Linked DNA regions of Homo sapiens: region 2 is linked to region 1. Evidence: chromatin loops called from intact Hi-C (ENCODE). Cell type or tissue: endothelial cell of umbilical vein. All regions are shown on one strand. Links, peaks and the distances in the headings refer to the core of each region. The heading gives the core; the rest is flanking DNA.

Region 1 (8,092 bases), core at 1,609-5,608:
GTGCCTTCCTGCTGTAGCTGGCGGAATGGAAACTCAACCTCCTGCTATGTTCTTCTGCCACATTCAAATTCTCCTCCAAAGTCTTCTTCCTGTCTTGTTCACTTCCCAGCCTTCAGGCCACTGCTTTTTGTATTTGTAATTTTGGGGATATTCCGTCCAGGTTGATAGGTGCTATCTGCAGGAGGGTTGATCTGTTGGGATTTTACTCTGCCTGGGTTGAGTTTTAATCATTCCACTTTCCCTCTGGCTCAGCACTGGATGTTGTACATCGACGTCAGGAAGGTCTGGTTGAATGAATGGGTGATGGAACCAACGAACTGCTTTTTACTCTTTCCTCTCTCCTTTCATTTAGCTCGACCCCTTTGAATCCAGTGATCCCTTTTCATCCTCCAGTGTCTCCTCAAAAGGATCAGGTGAGACCCATGACTTATTTTTCTTCCTGACTATTCCTTGGGCAGTAGCAGAGCTCCCCCGCAGTTAACACTTTCACTCCCAAAGCCAGCGTGGCCTCTGTGTTTGTGTCATCAGTCAGTGGCACCCAGATCCTGGCCTGAGCCCATTAGGCCAAAACAAGCACCCGCTGCTGCTCCCCTTCCTGGGCACGCGCTGGCATCTTTCCAGAAAGGAATTTTGGCAGTAGGAATTCAGTAATAGCACCAGTGATATTAACTACTGTTTACTCACTCCTCCTTATAAATCTTTGGTTTGTATCTTTGGGTTTTTTCCCTAAAAGAAATCCAGAATTTGACCCCAGGTACTGGCCTATGTTGTGGGTTCTGTGTTTGAAGGAACCTCATCTCACAGTGTAGAACTCGCAGATGCACGCTCGAGCCTTTATGCAATGGGAGCATCTGTGGACACCCCCTTTCTTTTGGGAACAGGCCCCGCTTGGTCCTGCAGCTTGCGTGGGGCGGGTAGCAGTGTTTGGTATCATAGGCGAGTGTATCCAGTACTCTAGGCAAATCCCTTCCAGGTTAGAGGAGAAAACACAGCAAAAACCTCTATCCAAAGACACCACCCTGTATAAATCATGTGGGTGGCAGGTCGCCCTGGAGTTGCTCCTCGCCTCCTGACCCATTGAGACCCAGTGGGACCCAGGGGCCACGCCTCTGTGGCAACTTGTCACTCTTCTGATGACCGTGAATGATGCTGGCCCTCCCAGAGTGGTCGTCACAGTGAGAAACCGTCTTGCCATGCCAGAGTGGGCAGGGGGGCCTTGCTGAGAGGCCTTCATGCAGACACACGTGTCTAATGAATAAATGCAGCCTTCCTGAGTCTCCTGGTTCAGGGGCCATCTAGCATTTCCCCTCCACCCCAGAAGGCATGTTCTCTTAAAGACCTGTAACTCTGACTTTGTTGGTGCCGATTGCAGATCCCTTTGGAACCTTAGATCCCTTCGGAAGTGGGTCCTTCAATAGTGCTGAAGGCTTTGCCGACTTCAGCCAGATGTCCAAGGTAAAGCCCCTCCACGGAGCCCCCGCGCCTCTGCTAGTGTCTTTGTGCCTCTTGTCATGGTGTGGGCTGCCAGGCGTAATTGTTCATGTCACGTATGTATCTCCCCGGCACCTTTCCAACACAAGGTCAGGTCTGGAAAGCATCCATGGCTGTGATCCAATGCACTGCAGTCCCGTGGGGTGAGCCCTGACCCTTCCCAGTGGCATAGGTGCCCTGGGCTCCCCTGGCTCCCACTGGTGTCTGACGACCATCAGGTCTCAGACGGTGAAGTCATTGCCATGGCCGAGTAGAAACTTGAGAAGGCGTTGGGCACAGGCGTCTCGAGAGGGCCATGGGCAGCAGGCCTGCAGGTGCGAGGCGTCCAGGGAAAGTGGGCCAGCGAGTGTTCAGAGTCGCCCATGTGACAGAACTCTCAAGGGGTGTTGAAAAGTGAGGGCCGGCCTCCTTGAATAAATGCAGACAGATCCACAGGTGAGGAGTGAACTGTTGAAGGAGGACAGCAGCGAGGCTGGTTACCAGACTGGACCCGTTGGTGTCCGGCCCTCACCACACGGTGACCTGAACTCACTGTGGCTCTGGTCCCAGACAGCTGTAGGGCTTCTCCAGACGCTGGCAGTGTGGTTGGAGCTCATCTTTAAGGTAGCATAGAGAATTCAACAGGGAACATCCAGAATGGACAAGTCAAAAAACAACAATAGAAGCCCCTTACGACTGAGGTGCCTTCCGGAAGAAACTGCTGGAAAGTTGGAAATGGGGGCTGTGGTGAGTGGGAAGGACAGGGCTGCGGCACCATTGTGCTTCCTTGTGAGTTGTATGTTTCCCTGTTTGAGTGAGGAGCATTTTTCTTTGGCAGGAATGAAGGAAAGCAGATGAGGTGTGTCCCGTCCCTGACACCTGCGTCCACTCTGTCCCTTCTCGGCAGCCCCCAGGCAGGGGCAGATGGGCTCTGTCTTCGGGGGGCTGCAGGGGCCTGCTTTCCTCACGAGTTCCACCTGCAGAGGCCCAGGCATTATCCACGCTGCGGGAAGAGGCAGTAGCCACAAGCAGAACACAGCCCCCCTCCTGGAGCCCATGGCCCAGGTGGTAAGGGGTGGCCGGTGTGGGGGGTCCCCTGGAGCAGCTGGGCCCAGTCCCTGTGAGCGCTGCTGTCAGCCTGAAGGTGGTGAGGGGAGGGAGCCCCGGGAGTACCTGGAAGACGCGTGCCCCAGGCATGAGGCCCCCTCGGGGCCCCACCGGCCCCATGCCCAGGTGCCCCAGGTGCCAGTGTGACTGGGCAGTCTCCCTTGGCTGCCCCGTGTTCACTCAGCTGGTGGAGCAGATGAGTCTCTGAGCATCTTGGGGTTGGCAGCGGTCGCAACTTGTGATCACAGAACACAGATTCCGAGAAGCACTTGAGATTCTGTTCAGGTTTTCAAAGACGCGTGTGTGCGTGCCCTGGCGGCGCAGCAGATCCCACTTCTGACCGAGGCAGGGTGTGTGTTTACACAGATGAGCCTGGGCAGAGGGAGCCCAGAGGCCCTGGCATGGCGCCCCCCTCCTTCCAGCACACGGAGAAGGCCTCCATCCCTCATATGCCACGCTGTGACACGGTTTGGGACTGGCAGAAGATTTAGGGCCCAGTGCACAGGCTCCTGGGCAGGCGGGAAACCATCTCCCGAAAGCAGAAAACGTTGGCCACACGGTGGCAGCAGTCCCTCAGGCGTCCTGGTCGTTTCTGGTTGTCGCAAGTGGACTCCTCTTCCTTTGGGAGGCTGGATCTGTCTTCCTCCTCTCACTGTGAGCAGAGGGAGGGAGAGCTAGCAGAGCCTGAGCTAGGGCCGGGATCTAATGACCGCCCTCTGCCTGTCCTTGGGCCCTGAAACCAGGGGCTCTTCACACACATGCAGCTGTGATTTCAGAGCCGGTCTCACTTCCTATTGGCGGTGCCGGGCCAGGACAGAGTTGGACAGAGCTGTGGAAAATGGGTCTCCAATACTATCTTGTTTTGATTCCAGCGTTCCATCAGCTGCCTTCATGACACTTGTACAGCCGCATTCTGAGCTCAACCCTGACCTTGCAGCTCTGTTTTTCCTTTTTGGTTACCTATCTGTTTTTCAAGAACAACATTGTGGATATAAATAAAATGCTAAGGGAAATGAAAGTGGCAAGAAGGTGTTTTTTTAAAAAACAAAAAAAAACCATCATCAACTTTTCCCCATCTGAGCAGAGCAGGGAGGCCCTTTTGTAAGTCCCTGAATTGAAGCACCTTACCTCTGCGTGGCTTTGCTGAGGAGAGTCACAGCCCACAGCCTGATTCTAGAAGTTTCCTTTGGGAGGCTCTTCGGGCCTGCACTCTTAGTTGAGGCCCCACCCTCACCTGAAGAGATTTTTCTAGACAGTATCAAGCCTATGTGACATAAGCTCACTTTAAAAACAGATTCCCCAAAGTATGTTTCCAGGGAGCATTTGAGAATAAAAACAAGAGTCCAACTTATTTCACCCTCTTCTGCCCTGAAAAAAAAAAAAAGCCATCTGTGAAATACTGGGTTAGTCGTCAGCCCATTTTTAGCAACTTCTCAATTGTTTAAAGCTGTGCATTGATATTTAGGGCTGCTGTTTACAAATTCAGTCTTCTGTTTTGAACCAGTTCTTCAACTGGTGAACTCAAACGTGTTTCTCTTAGAGCTGGTTTTCATAGTAGCTTTTTCTGTCTTCCTTTTATTTTAAGCACACTTCACTCTTGCCGAGCCCAGAGAGCCCCTGACAGCTTTACTGAAACCTTTCTAAAAATAGAGATTTTCCTTGAAGCCGCTGCCCGAGTAGGAAAGAGTTGAGTCCCCAAGGAGGCTTCTTGGGAAACTTGAAGTCATGAAAATTGGGATTCGGAAATGACGCGGGCATTCTGGAGCTAGGAGTGATCTGATTCACTGCGGAGGCAGTGCCAGGCGTTTATTGAAAGCCTGTCGCCTCGCGAGTTGCCAATTGGCCTCGTGGGTTTAAACACACATGGGAGGCGCCAAGCCGGCTTGGCCCGAGGTGTCCCCGGTCAGCCTGGAGGGTTAGGCGGCTCTGATTTGAGTGTGTCACCAGGTCTTACAACTTTGGACGTCCAGGCTGAGTGTGGTTTTATTGCCCGGGTCCTATTGCGCGACACAGAGGGTAGAAAGGCTCACTGCAGCCACTGGAACCGAGGCCCCACTCCGAGTCTGGAGATGTGGCCCAGAAGCCAGCACATGCCCAGGGAGGACAAGGCCCAGCCGGTCACACCACTTCCCATCTAGACCTGCTTGGCTCCCCATCCCAGGCCGCGGGGGACTCGCACGGGCCCTAGGCCCAGGGACATGTTCCATGAATCGCAGAAGCACCCACAGACGGGCCAGTGTTTTTCCCCCATTCTTTCCCAAACAGCCGACCCTAAACGGCCCATTTTAAAGCTAAGCTGCAGGCCGACACTGCCCCTCATGTCTCGGACAGGCCTGGGGACAACTGGGGCAGCAGATGGGGGCACTCCCAGATTCCAATCGCAGCTTCGTACTTGGTGTGATCATTGTCGTGTGGTCCATGTGCCAACTTTATCTAGTGCCAGTGAGTGGACTGATGCCTGTCACATGGCACCTCATTTCCTTCTTGCCGGAGCCTTCCGAGCTCTGTCACTCTTGCCATTTTACAGATGAAGAAACCAAGGCACAGGGTGTTGAGTAGGTGGCAGGGTTGGGGTTCCAGCCTGGGCAGGACAGTCTGCCCAGGACGAGGCCCTGGACCCACCACTGGGGTGGCCCTCGGCAGCTGAGGGCAGCGTCTGGTGGCCCCAGCCTGGGAGGCAGACGATGTGGCAGCCCTGGATCCGCCGTGGACCTGCTGTGTGATGTGGGCAGGCTGCGCCTCCTTTGTGTGCCTCAGTTTCCTTGTGTGTAAGGCAGAGGTGCTGACAGTGGGACCCCCTGCCAGGTCACTGGGCCTATTATTAGGTGAGAAGATCAGCACAGAGCGAGTGTCTCCTGCCTGGGCAGCTTCAGAGGGCGGCGTGAAGCCCAGGGAAGGGATCTGGTGGGGTCATCTGTGCAGGAGCCTTTGGGGCCCCTTCCCCTCCCTGGGGGCACCTGCCACTGCCCTTATCGGGGGGACCTGGAATGGGTAGGCTGCCTCTTAGAGGGGCCACCTCCCTGTTCTGTCTCTGATGTGGCTCTGACTGGGCCGAGCAACCTCGACTCTAGGACTACACAAGGTCCGAGGCAGCCATATCTCTGTGACGGGACGCAAATAGCCCAGATCGATGCATCTCTGTAACTAGATGCTAGAGGCCTAGATGACTGCATCTCTATAACTAGCTGCCAGAGACACAGGTGGCCACGTCTCTGACTAGACTCCAGAGGCCTAAACGGCCATGTCTGTGCAACTAAATTGTAGAGACCTAGAGAGTCGCATCTGTGTGACTAGATGCCAGAGCCTCAGACGACCGCATCGGTGTGACTGGAAGCTAGAGCCTCAAATAGCTGTGTCAGTGTGACTGGATGTGTCAGTGTGACTGTGTCAGTGTGACTAGAGCCTTAGATGGCTGCGTCTGTGTGACTAGACCCTGGAGCCTTAGATGGCCACGTCGGTGTGACTGGACGCTAGAGCCTTAGATGGCTGCGTGTGTGTGAGTAGACCCTGGAACCTTAGAGGGCCATGTCTGTGTGACTAGACACTAGAGCCTTAGACGGCTGCATTGGTATGAGTAAACGCTAGAAGCCTAGACGGCTGCATCTGCATGACTGGACACTAAAATCTTAGACGGCTGTGTCTGTGTGACTAGACGCTAGAGCCTTAAATGACCACGTCTGTGTGATTAGACGCCAGAGCCTTAGGTGGCCGTGTCTGTGTGGCTAGATGCTGGAGCCTTAGATGGCTGCATTGCTGTAACTAGACACTGGAGCCTTAGATGGCCGCTTTGGTGTGACTAGATGCTGGAGCCTTACACGGCCACGTCTGTGTGACTAGATGCTGGAGCCTTAGATGGCTGCGTCTGTGCGACTAGATGCCGGAGCCTTAGACGGCCGCATCTGTGTAACCAGATGCCAGAGCCTTTGGCAGCCGCATCTGTGTGACTAGACACTGGAGCTTTAGCTGGCTGCATCAGTGTGACTAGATGCTGGAGCTTTAGACAGCTGCATTGGTGTGACTGGAAGCTAGAGCCTCAGACAGCCGCGTCTATGTGACTAGACACTGGAGTCTTAGATGGCCGTGTCTGTGTGACTAGGTGCTGGAGCCTTAGATGGCTGCATTGGTGTGGCTAGTCTACAGTCTTAGACAGCCACTTTTGTGTGACTAGATGCTGGAGCCTCAGATGGCCACATCTGTGTGACTAGATACTGGAGCCTTAGACCTCTGCACTGGTGTGACTGGACACTGTAGCCTTAGACGGCCACGTCTGTGTGACTAGACGCTGGAGCCTTAGATGGTTGCATTGGTGTGACTAAACGCTGGAGCCTTAGATGGCCTTGTCTGTGTGACTAGACACTGAAGGCCTAGATGGCCGTGTCAGTGTGACTAGACGCTGGAGCCTTAGTCAGCTGCATCGGTGTGACTAGATGCTGGAGGCAGAGGCAGCCATACCTCTAAGACTGTCTGCTGGACGTGGTGGTAGACCTTTTCCCCCACATCTGCAATCTGTTGCATTCAGATTCTCGAGGGAAACCCTGGGAGTGTGCCTTTGTACTCTTGACCTGTTCTCTGTCTCTAGGCCTTCCCTGCTGGGGAGAAAGTTAAAGACCCCCGGCCCCTCCCTCCACCTCTGCCCCACTCTGATCTTTCTCTTCTATGCTCTTGGAGGAACACATGATCTTTTTTAATTTTTTTTATTTTTTGAGATGGAGTCTCGCTCTGTTGCCCAGGAGTGCTGCTGTGGCGGGATCTCAGCTCACTGCAAGCTCCGCCTCCCAGGTTCACGCCATTCTCCTGCCTCAGCCTCCCGAGTAGTTGGGACTACAGGCGCCCGCCACCACGACCGGCTAATTTTTTGTATTTTTAGTAGAGATGGGGTTTTTCACCGTATTAGCTGGGCTGGTCTTGATCTCCTAACCTCGTGATCTGCCCGCCTCGGCCTCCCAAAGTGCTGGGATTACAGGCGTGAGCCAGTGCGCCCGGCCAGGAACACATGATCATTTTTACCCCTATTTCTGCCCATTCCTTTTGTTTCCTGTCGCAGTGTTATCTCTTTGTCCTATAATTTCCTAGTTATTTTGCATTTTTGTAACAATGTGTTTCCTCTGTTAGTAAAAATGTAGTTATTTTCTATTTTATTACAGACTTAATTATTTTCTGTTTTAGTAAGAGTGGTTACTCATCCTTCTTCTGCCCATAGAAAGTGATTTTCTCCCTCCTGGGACACCCCAGCCCCTTCCCTCAGACGCCTGAGATATGCTGGCCCTTCTGTGGCTGATGGAGACCCTGGCTCCCCTGTGCCTCACCGGCGCTCCAAGTGAGGGACAAGCATCCCCCCAGGTGGCGGCGCTTAGTATCTGCTCATCACAGGCCTGGAGGCAGCAGGTGCCGGGGAGAGGACTGTGCTTGCCCTCCAGGTGGGAGAGGCCTGGAAGCGTGTCTCTGTGGCTCAGTGAGCAGTGCAGGCGTGGGTGGCAGGAAGCAGCCCCAGGGAGAGCCCTGGGAGAGCTCTGGG
Region 2 (4,000 bases), core at 1-4,000, 750 kb after region 1:
AATCACCTCCCAAAGGCCTCCCCTCTTAATACCACCATATGCAGACTAGGCTTCAATGTATGGATTTGGGGGCTACATAAACATTCAGGTCACAGCATGGATCTAGGGTCATAGACCCTGACTGCTTCTAGCCATCTGCCCCATCTGCCCTAAATAGCAGTCCCTGTCCTCATGAGCCAAGATGGAGCTCCAGAGGCCACATCAATCTTGCAAGCAATTTGTTAAAAAGTCAAAAAATAGCAGATGTTGCCAAGGCTATGGAGAAAAAGGAACATTTATACACTGTTGGTGGAAATATAAATTAGTTCAGCCACTAAACTAATGGAGTGTGGAGAGCAGTTAGGATATTTCTCAGAGAATTGAGAGTTGAACTACCATTTGACCTAGCAATCCCACGACTGGGTATACACCCAAAAGAAAATAAATCATTCTGCCAAAAAGACACAAGCATCCACATGTTTATCGCAGCTCTAATCACAATAGCGAAGATGCTGAATCAACACAGGTGCCCATCAATGGTGGAGTGGATAAAGAAAATGTGTAGAAATACACCATGAAATACTATGCAGTCATTAAAAAGTACAAAATCATGTCGTTTGCAGCAACATAGATGCAGCTGGGGGCCATTATCCTAAGCAAACTAATGCAGGAACAGAAAACAAAATATTGCATGTTCTCACTTATAAGTGGGAGGTATGCATTGGATACACATGGTAATAAAGATGGGAACAACAGATCCTGGGGACTACTAGACAGGGGAAGCAGGGAGGGGGAAAAGCTGAAAAACTGCCTATTAGATACTATGCTCACTACATGGGTGATGGAGTCATTCATACTCCAAACCTCAGCATGATGCAATATACCTTTGTAATAAATTTGCATGTTAGCACCTGATTCTAAAATAAACATTGAAACTCAAGAATTTTTATTCTCACACCTGCAATTCTGGCACTTTGGGAGGCTGAGGTGGGCTGATCACTTGAGGCCAGGAGTTTGAGACCAGCCTGGCCAACATAGCAAAACCCCATCTGTACTAAAAATACAATTAGCCGGGTGTGGTGGTAGGCGCCTGTTATCCTATCTACTCAGGCGACTGAGTCAGGAGAATCACTTGAACCCAGGAGGTGGAGGTTGCAGTGAGCCACTGCACTCCGGCCTGGGCGACGAGAGACACCATGTCTCAAAAAAAAAAAAAAATCTTCCAAGCAGCAGGAAGGAAGAGGGGAGGACTGAGCAGACAGACTGTAGCAGCTTTCTCTTAAGAAAGGTTACCAGAATTACCACATAATCTTTGGCTTCTACACATGGGACAGCCACAGTCACTTAACCAATTGAGCTTCAAGAAAGGCTTTCAAATGTGATCTGTATTTCAGGCTGCTATGCACCTAGCTAAAAAACAGGGATTCTAAATTGGCAAAAATTTATATCAGAATACACAATTATTTTGGGGGGGAAAAAGTCTTTACTTAGACTCTGGGAGATCCCACCCTCAGCACGGGGCTCCTGTGCTCACCCAGAGAGGCAGTGAGTATCTTGGGCACAGAGACATCTCCCCGCCTCTTCCCAGCCAGGCCCTAGATCCCCGCAGTCCTCCAGCGCCCCCTACTGGCCATCCGCGGGACTGAGGCACAGGGGCCAACACAGATTTATTACCGGAAATCTGAAAAGGTAGTTGGTGCAAAGGTAGGTGATGCAAAGGTAGGTGGGTGGGTCACTGCAGGCCTCAGCCCAGGGGTTCTACTCGCAGCCAAAGTCCGTCCTCCGCACGCAAAACAATCTCCGGCGTCCTGCGTGGCTCCCTGTGGTCGGGCAGGATGCGGAAGCGCAGCAGCGTGAGCGCCAGGACCACCTTCATCTCTGCCATCGCGAACTTCTGCCCGATGCAGTTCCTGGGGGCCAAGGTGGAAGGTCTGACTGCACCCAGGACCCAGATCCCGGCCCCACTGCGCCAGGAACCAGGCCCGGAACCCCCAACCCCACCCAGATCACCTTGGGCAGACAGGGGGGAAGCTGGGTCTGGGACCCCCATGTGGGCTTGCATATTCCCAGAGCCTAGCCCAGACCCCAGCCCCAACTGAAACCAGACGGGGCAGGAGGCTCTGAGCACACCCTTTTTCCTAGGATCTTCTTTAAAACCCCTATCACAGAAACACGTGGTCCTACAAGTCAGGCATCTGACAAGGCAGCCATCTGTGCCACCCTCAGCCCATGCCCACCTCAGACACCCCCTGGCCTCACCTGGGCCCCGCCGAGAAAGGAATAAAAGCCATAGGTGACCTCTTCTGGGCGTTTTCTGGGTCGAAGCGGAAGGGGTCATAGACCTGGGGTGGAGGCAAGTTAAGGCTGCTGATGGGGCCTCTCAGGACACCCAGCCACCCCCACATAAAACAGATGTGGGTGGAGTAGAGAGGGAGTATCTGGTTTTCCGGGACAAGACCCCTCCCCCGACCAGGCCCGGGGGATGGAGAAACAGGGAGGGGCAGCACCTCAGGGTCTGGCCAGACTGAGGGGTTGTGATGGATTGCGAAGATGTTGATGTTACAGACATTCCCTGTCGTGCAGGAGAGGACAGTAAGAACAAGGTCCGAGCTGCCTGCTGGGACCACCGCCCTGCCCAGGACCCTCCTCCCCTGCCATGGAGGGCACCTTTGGGGATGACTCGGCTGTCTGGGAGCACCACGTCCTGGGTGCAGCCGCGGGCGAATGTAGGGATTGGGGGATGCAACCGCAGGCTCTCCTTCAGGCACATGGTCAGGAAGGGCAACTGGGCCAGGTCGTCCCTAAGGAAACACCCAACAATTATCCAGAGAGCATACACGGCCCTCCTGCTGCCCCTGGAGACCCTCTCACCACCTCCCTCTGACCCTCAGTCCTATAACAAAATTAATTCCAGAAGCAACAAAGATGTAAGCATTAGAAAACCAAAGTCACAAAACTACTAGAAGAAAAGTTGACCTGGTGTTTTTAGAGGTATTTCTGAGCAAAACAATATTCAGAGGGTGTCTCTTAAAAGTATTCATTCCGGCGGGGTGCAGTGGCTCACTCCTGTAATCCCAGCACTTTGGAAGCCTGAGGCAGGAGGATCACTTGAGGTCAGGAGTTCCACACCAGCCTGACCAACATGGTGAAATCCCATCTCTACTAAAAACACAAAAATTAGCCACGCATGGTGGTGGGCACCTGTAGTCCCAGCTACTCAGGAGGCTGAGGCAGGAGAATCCCTCGAACCTGAGAGGCAGAGGTTGCAGTGAGCCGAGATCACTCCACCGCACTCCAGTTTGGGAGGCAGAGCAACTCCATCTCAAAAACAAAAGTGTTCATTTGTTTGTGTGAAAAAGTATTTAAAATTATATAAAGAGGTAACAAAAGCAGGAAAAAAACATCTCTACAAAGGGCTTATAAAGTTATTTGAATAAATAATCTCCACTCCACACTGTAGGGTGGGATGACCATATGTTGTAAAGGTGTCAATTATTTCTAAACTAATCAATATACTTCATGCAATTAATAAAAATCTAGCTGGATTCTTTTTGGAACTTTGAAATCTTATTCTAATTGAAGGAATTTTAAAGTTCATCAAGGGCTAGGTCAATTTTTTTTTTTTTTTTGAGATGGATTCTCACTCTGTCACCCAGGCTGGAGTGCAGTGGCCTGATCTCAGCTCACTGCAACCTCCACTTCCTGCGTTCAAGCGATTCTTGTGCCTCAGCCTCCCAAGTAGCTGGGATTACAGGTGTGCACCACCACACCCAACTAATTTTTGTATTTTTAGTATAGATGGGGTTTCACCATGTTGGCCAGGCTGGTCTCAAACTCCTGACCTCAAGTGATCTGCCTGCCTCAGCCTCCCAAAGTGCTGGGATTACAGGCATAAGCCACCATGCCCTATCCAAGCTAGGTCAATTTTTAAATAAAAGATTGAAGAAGGAGAACCCAAGCTTCCAGATATTAAGAGATATTACAAATGCATACTAATAAAAATAAAATAATTTTAAAAAAA

What was found. Peaks named below come from ENCODE experiments on the same cell type or tissue, not always from the same donor. Only the 100,000 strongest peaks of a DNase experiment are listed, where the experiment ranks them.
Region 2: a loop joins it to region 1, with 13 times the contacts of the local background. A loop is called at or near these places in 5 of 110 quality-filtered maps.

Annotation. Positions count from the first base shown.
Region 1 is chr19:16,378,492-16,386,583 of GRCh38, reverse strand. EPS15L1 (epidermal growth factor receptor pathway substrate 15 like 1) reads left to right here. Exons shown (of 24, transcript NM_001258374.3): 20 at 353-413; 21 at 1,373-1,455. Among named protein-coding and RNA genes, the nearest start is that of KLF2, 58 kb to the right of the region's middle. RefSeq lists enhancers at 2,815-3,316, 3,569-3,658. In endothelial cell of umbilical vein, for the core only: a CTCF peak has its summit at 3,137 (motif pointing right); a DNase peak (open chromatin) is centred at 3,173; H3K27ac peaks cover 614 bases.
Region 2 is chr19:15,627,082-15,631,081 of GRCh38, reverse strand. CYP4F8 (cytochrome P450 family 4 subfamily F member 8) reads right to left here. Exons shown (of 13, transcript NM_007253.4): 10 at 2,647-2,780; 11 at 2,487-2,551; 12 at 2,239-2,321; 13 at 443-1,889. The coding sequence ends at 1,724. Among named protein-coding and RNA genes, the nearest start is that of CYP4F3, 12 kb to the left of the region's middle. RefSeq lists a silencer at 1,467-1,516. In endothelial cell of umbilical vein, for the core only: a CTCF peak has its summit at 1,601 (motif pointing left); no DNase peak of the experiment used is centred there.